2 separate regions of the Homo sapiens genome follow, and region 2 is linked to region 1. Evidence: chromatin loops called from intact Hi-C (ENCODE). Cell type or tissue: testis. All regions are shown on one strand. Links, peaks and the distances in the headings refer to the core of each region. The heading gives the core; the rest is flanking DNA.

Evidence for each region. Hi-C counts contacts between places; a loop is a spot of excess contacts. Peaks named below come from ENCODE experiments on the same cell type or tissue, not always from the same donor. Only the 100,000 strongest peaks of a DNase experiment are listed, where the experiment ranks them.
Region 2: it touches region 1 in a loop (5-fold over the local background); 31 of 110 quality-filtered maps call a loop at or near these places.

What each region holds. Positions count from the first base shown.
Region 1 is chr3:94,056,108-94,059,027 of GRCh38, forward strand. DHFR2 (dihydrofolate reductase 2) reads right to left here. Exons shown (of 2, transcript NM_176815.5): 2 at 1,815-2,920. Among named protein-coding and RNA genes, the nearest start is that of DHFR2, 5.3 kb to the right of the region's middle. In testis, for the core only: no CTCF peak of the experiment used is centred there; no DNase peak of the experiment used is centred there.
Region 2 is chr3:93,978,657-93,981,576 of GRCh38, forward strand. It overlaps ARL13B (ARF like GTPase 13B), which reads left to right and starts at 1,499. Exons shown (of 10, transcript NM_001174150.2): 1 at 1,499-1,826. The coding sequence starts at 1,768. RefSeq lists enhancers at 1,107-1,266, 1,537-1,666. In testis, for the core only: no CTCF peak of the experiment used is centred there; a DNase peak (open chromatin) is centred at 1,385; H3K4me3 peaks cover 1,840 bases; H3K27ac peaks cover 1,485 bases.

The DNA of each region.
Region 1 (2,920 bases), core at 1-2,500:
ATGGCATAGGTTATCAAAATAGCAATAATCCTTTATCTTTACAGAAACAGAATAATAGATACCTGTTTTTTGAGGGGGGAAAAAAAGAAAGCCAGAAATTAACTTCCTTTAATGAAAGAGATCAGCTTATAATTAAATGGAAAATAGGAAAAAAGTTCATTTGCTTGTTGAGGGCTTAACTTGTAAGTTCCTTCTGTGTGCGGATGAGGAAATCATTTACAACCTAGGTAAGTGGATCAGTGGTTTCCAAGTTTTTATTATAATATCTTCTATCAGAAAACATTTTTAATATACATTGATGTTTATGTTATTGTATTAGTTTGCTAGGGTGGCCATAACAAAGTATCACAGACAAGTTGCTTAAACAACAGAAATTTATTTTCTCAGTTCTGGGGACTGGTAGTCTGAGAGCAAGTTGGTGGGTTTGCTTTCTCCTGAGGCCCCTCCTTGCCTGATAGATAGACACTGTCTTGTGTCCCCACGTGGCCTTTTTTCTCCACCCACCCCCACTGTCTCTGTGTGTTCGATTTTCCTCTTTTTATGACTTCTTATAACTTAACTTTGTAAAGGCCCATCTCCAAATATAGTCACATTCTGAGGTACTGGGGGTTAAGGCATCAACGTGAATTTTGGGGGGACAAATTTCAGCCCATAACAGTTAACATACTTGTTCTACTGCACTATGTACATTTTAAATACACTTCCCTAAAAAAAGAAATTTTAAAAGACTACATAAAGCTTAATAAAAATAAAAGTCATTATATTTACTTCCTAGACACAGTGGATTGTCTGCTGGAGTTTGTACAGACCACATTGGAGCCCTGAAATTTAGTAAAATGAGAATCTCACCTGACGTTTAAGCCTAAGATTGCCTATAACTATGCTGTGTTCTGTAGCATTGATCACAGGTTTCCTGTTGTGTTTTCCTGTTGTTTTTCTGCCATATATTTTAAGGAGCTCAGGGCTCTCTTGATGTCATATTGTTTTACTACAAAGCGTCTCCTTACCTTTTTGACAACATAAACCTCTATATGAACATGAAGGGTTTTGACACATTTTATATAAATATGAAAATTCATAAAACATAGTTTAGGAGTTATTCCATAAATTACTCTGAAATACTTCTTAAGACCAACTGACCTTATAATAAAATTGCTTAGATATGTAAAAATTTGTTTCCTGCCTAGAGGTACGTCCTTATTAAGCTGCTTGGTTCTTTAACGCTAACATTAAAAAAAGCACAAAAAACAAACTAATGTGATTTATGTTATTTGTGTCAGCTCAATGTCTTATGTCTGCAGTGGTTTAATTCAAGTTTGCTGCTAACAGTTTTTATTCCTAAAACTCAATGTAGAATTGTTTGTTCTTTGGTAGCTATTTGGGGTGCGGATGGGGAGTAAAATCCATTAACATTCTCATGATACACATATATTGATTCTAGATAGATTAAGAGGTTAAACATAAAAGATCAAACTATGAAAAGGTAAGGGGAGAAACAGAAGTGGCTTCACTCGGGGAAAAAATGTATAAGCCTGAAAGCAGTGGAATCAATAAACTCAATTTACAATGCACAAAAAAAATTTTAAAATACCTTCACACTTAAAGTCAAATGGTTATAAGAAAAATTGAGAAAGTGTTTTAACATCTGACATGGTTATCTCAAATATAAATAAAATGATACTAAGACACCTATAGATAAGTGGACATGAGCGGTAATCTAAAAAAGAAATAACTAATAAGATTTGAAAACCTACCCAAACTAAGGGCATAATTAACTAGGCATTATAAGGAGATTATTAGAGATTCAGACAAAATTCATAAGCAAAGTTGTTTATTTAAAATCAGAAAATATAAAGATGCTGAGTCCCAAAAATGTGATAAAATTAATATGACCTCTTTCCAAGTATAACACATTGCCTTTCTCTAACAGAAATAAACTATGATTCTTATTACAGTCTTAAAATTCTTTTTTTAATGAATGAGTGTAACTTTTTATTAAGATAGAATTATTTTTATTAAAGAAATATATGAAAATGGTTAAGTAAAATCAAATGGCTCCAAAAGTCTTACAATGAAAACAGTCCTGCGACTTGTTCTTTCCAGAGGAAAGCACTTTTCATTCTCTTAGTTTTTCCTTCTGGTAGTTACCTCCATGGGTTTTAAAAAATTACTATTTTTTTAGTTTTTCAAGTGAATACATATATTAATACATGTAATCTTTAAAAGCCTCTTCAGTTTATAATGCATCCTAACAGTCCCCTGCCCCATCCCTCCTAATTCTCTGGAGCAATGACTTCTAACTCTTCTAGCAATGTTCCATTCTTTTCTTCACATAACTACTTAGTCATTTCTTGATTATGTTATACATTATATAGTGATTTCTTGATATGACAGATGAGGATTTAGCTCTTACACCATCACTATCTTCACTTTTCCCCCCATATTGTCCCAAAGTAGTTACCAGATTTAGGGGCTAAGCAGTCAGTCACCACATCATTATGACTATGTACATATTGCCCATTGTTGAGAAAAACAGCGTATGATGCTCTTACTTCCTATCCTGTACTTCTTCCTGCCCTAGAATTAATTATTGCCTAACCAACCCTTCCCCCTTGTTTTTTTTTGTTTTTTTTTTTTTTTACTTTTGCTTTATCTTCAATGCACTTCTTTCCAAATGCCCCAAATCTGGCAATAACCTATTATTTTTAAGAGAAGGGATCTCACTATGGTGGCCAGGCTGCTCTGAACTCTTGGGCTCAAGCCATCCTTTTGCTTAGCCTCCTGAGTAGCTGGGACTACAAGCATGGGCCATCCCACCCAGCTAATCTATTAGTATTTTTACTGTTTCTTTTTAAAGCTAGCTCCATAGCTGGAATATTGCCTGTGTTGGATACTATTTGCTGGATCCACGTCATTCTCT
Region 2 (2,920 bases), core at 307-2,806, 77 kb before region 1:
GATAGAGGGAGACTCTGTCTCAAACAAAACAAAACAAAACCAAAAAAAGTTACATGATTTAGTAAAGGACAGAGACTAATTTAAAACCTATATGTATCTTAGTCTCAAATCATTATATTCCCCGCGAATACACTGGGATTCTCAGTGCCTTCTATCCTTTCATCAGGATTTGAAAATATTTATTTAAGTAGAAAATGAATGGACACACAGATCCCTACATATTGTGCATAATTTTTTCCCTACAGGAATGTCCTTGTCATTTCTTTTTCTCCAAAGTATATAAAAGAAATGCAAATATTACATACCTCTTTAAAAAATAAACTATTACAAAACAGTCAAGAGATAACAATCTTCATCTTGCAGATACCAAATAGCCAGCAATTTATGTACCTAAAAATCCTGAAACAAACATACATCAAAATGGTTATTTATTTATTTTTGAGACGGAGTCTTGCTCTGTTGCCCAGACTGGAGTGCAGTGGCGCGATCTCGGCTCACTGCAACCTCCGCCTCCCGGGTTCAAGCAATTCCCCTGCCTCAGTCTCCAGCGTAGCTGGGACTACAGGCGCGTGCCACCACACCCGTTTTTGTTTTTTTTTGTTTTTTTTTTTTTGTATTTTTACTAGAGACGGGGTTTCACCATGTTAGCCAGGATGGTCTAGATCACCTGGCCTCGTGATCCGCCCGCCTCGGCCTCACAAAGTGCTGGGATTACAGGCGTGAGCCACCGCGCCCGGCCCCAAATGGTTATCTTTGAGAGCTCCTGTGAGATCTCATTTTCTTCATCTTGTTTCTTTTTAGTATTTTTCACATTTTCTACAAGAAATGCATTTTTCTTTTGTAATCACAATCCCCCCTACAACAAATATCATACAATTCCGTTTCACATATGTAACAGTAATAAACGTTTTAGAGATTAAGGCTTCACTCTCATCTGAACTACTGAGAAAATTTAGCAAGCGAATTTCCCCCTTGTCTTTAACTTACAAGAATTGCCCCAGTGTATTGTTCCTGTAGTCATGCTGCCTAAGTCGGCCAGAATTCTAGAGGGTCCCCATCCCTGAGCAAAAAACAAACAAACAAAAAACAAGAAAAAAGAAAGAAAGAAAAAGAAAAACCCATGCACAAGACCTGAGATCTCTGAATCTCAGTTGGGGACACTGGAGAAAGGAAAGGAACAGCACCGTGGATTGGCAACACATTTTATGTAGGTATAAAGATAGGCCTTGCTGGAGATTTGTCCCGGATCCTCCAGCTTATCTCCGGACGCTCCGGTTGCCTAGTTACGAGAACGAGCTACCTCGAGCTCCGCCTCCTTCTTATAGAGTACTCCCCTTTCTCTTTTCCTAGTCTCGCGCAGGGGCGGGTAGCCAGGACTCTTCAGCCACTCAGAGGCCTCTACCTCAGGACCTCAACCGATGATTGGGCGAGCGCAGTACGGGCGTTGCCTGGGGAACGCCTTCCGCGCCTCGAAGTAACGTCAGCACGTCGACGCGGGGCTTTTCTTTAGCCGGGTCCCGCTAACTCGGCTACGGTGTATCTGCGTCTTTGGTCAGGTTGTTCCTTGGCTAAGAGGGCAGTCGTCGCGGACCCACGCGGTTAGCAAGGCTTAGTGCTCGGGCCGGCCGCCTTCACTTCCCTCCCGGCTTTTCCTCCCGACTTATCCACTTTAGGGGCGTCTCGGAGTGCCGGAGGCCCCCGGGGAAGAGCGGGGTGCCGGTGTCCGCTCCGGGCTCGGATGGGAAGTGGTGGGAGGAGCGACCCGGGATGTTCAGTCTGATGGCCAGTTGCTGCGGCTGGTTCAAGCGGTGGCGGGAGCCTGTCAGGTAGGCTGGAGCCAGCTGTCCTGGCCGTCCTAGGGGTTGGAGATGGCTGCGCCCCAGGGGCGAGGCGCCGCCTTTTCCCCGCGCCTGGACGAGTCTATCCCAGGCCGCAAGGGATGCTTTCATTCCCAGGGTGTCCCGGGAGGGAGAGATTGGAGGATGTAGCCTTGTTGTCTGGTCGACTTTCTGTTGCGATTGACAATGCTTACCGTTGTTATATTTTAAATAGGTTTGAATTTGTTAAAAAGTGTGTGTGTGTGTGTGTGTGTGTGTGTGTGTGTGGAATTGAAAACTATCCATTGTGTGTTTTTCCTCTGAAGCTTTTGTAATGGAAATTCTTTTAAAAAGAGGGGGACATGGAATATAGTTTTCATAATATCCGCACATTCCATTCCAAGTCACACCTCCACACAGTTGTATTTGAGGACGTGGGCTTGAAATCTGGCTCCACTACTTAATAATTACATGACTCAACCATTTTGGCCCCACCTTTCTTAAATATTAAATGAGAGTGATAATACTCTGCTTTAGAAATATTGTATTCAATGAGAACAAGTGATAGTGTTTTCTTAACTGTAATGTAGCTTCCAATTTTTATACGGTCTCTAGTAAAACCTTTTAATTGAAAGGGTCCACTTTTTAACATTTCATTTTGAAATGCTGGAAGTATTAATAATTAGTACCTGTTACTTGATATTCATTCATTCAAAAAATATTTATTAAGACAATACCTTGTGCCAGGCACTGTCTTAGGAAATAATCAGTGAAATTGATGCTTTTGAAACTGAGGCCTAACCTATAAAGAGATCTTGTGTTTGTTACACAAATAATGTTGACTTCACATAGTTCTAGTCTGGAATTGGGCCAAGGGTAAGATAAAGCAAAGTTGTTTTTTTTTTTAAATTGTTAACATTTTAAGTATATTTGCCATGAGAATGAACTATCCTTTAAAGAATGAATCTGAAAAGCTACACTTACACATTATAACAGAAAATACATGTCTAGATTGGAAAAAAAGTAACTTTAAATGAAACTAGAGATTCTTCCCCATTATTAGCTCCTAACTGAATTTGAATGTTTTAAATATAAGTAGTAAG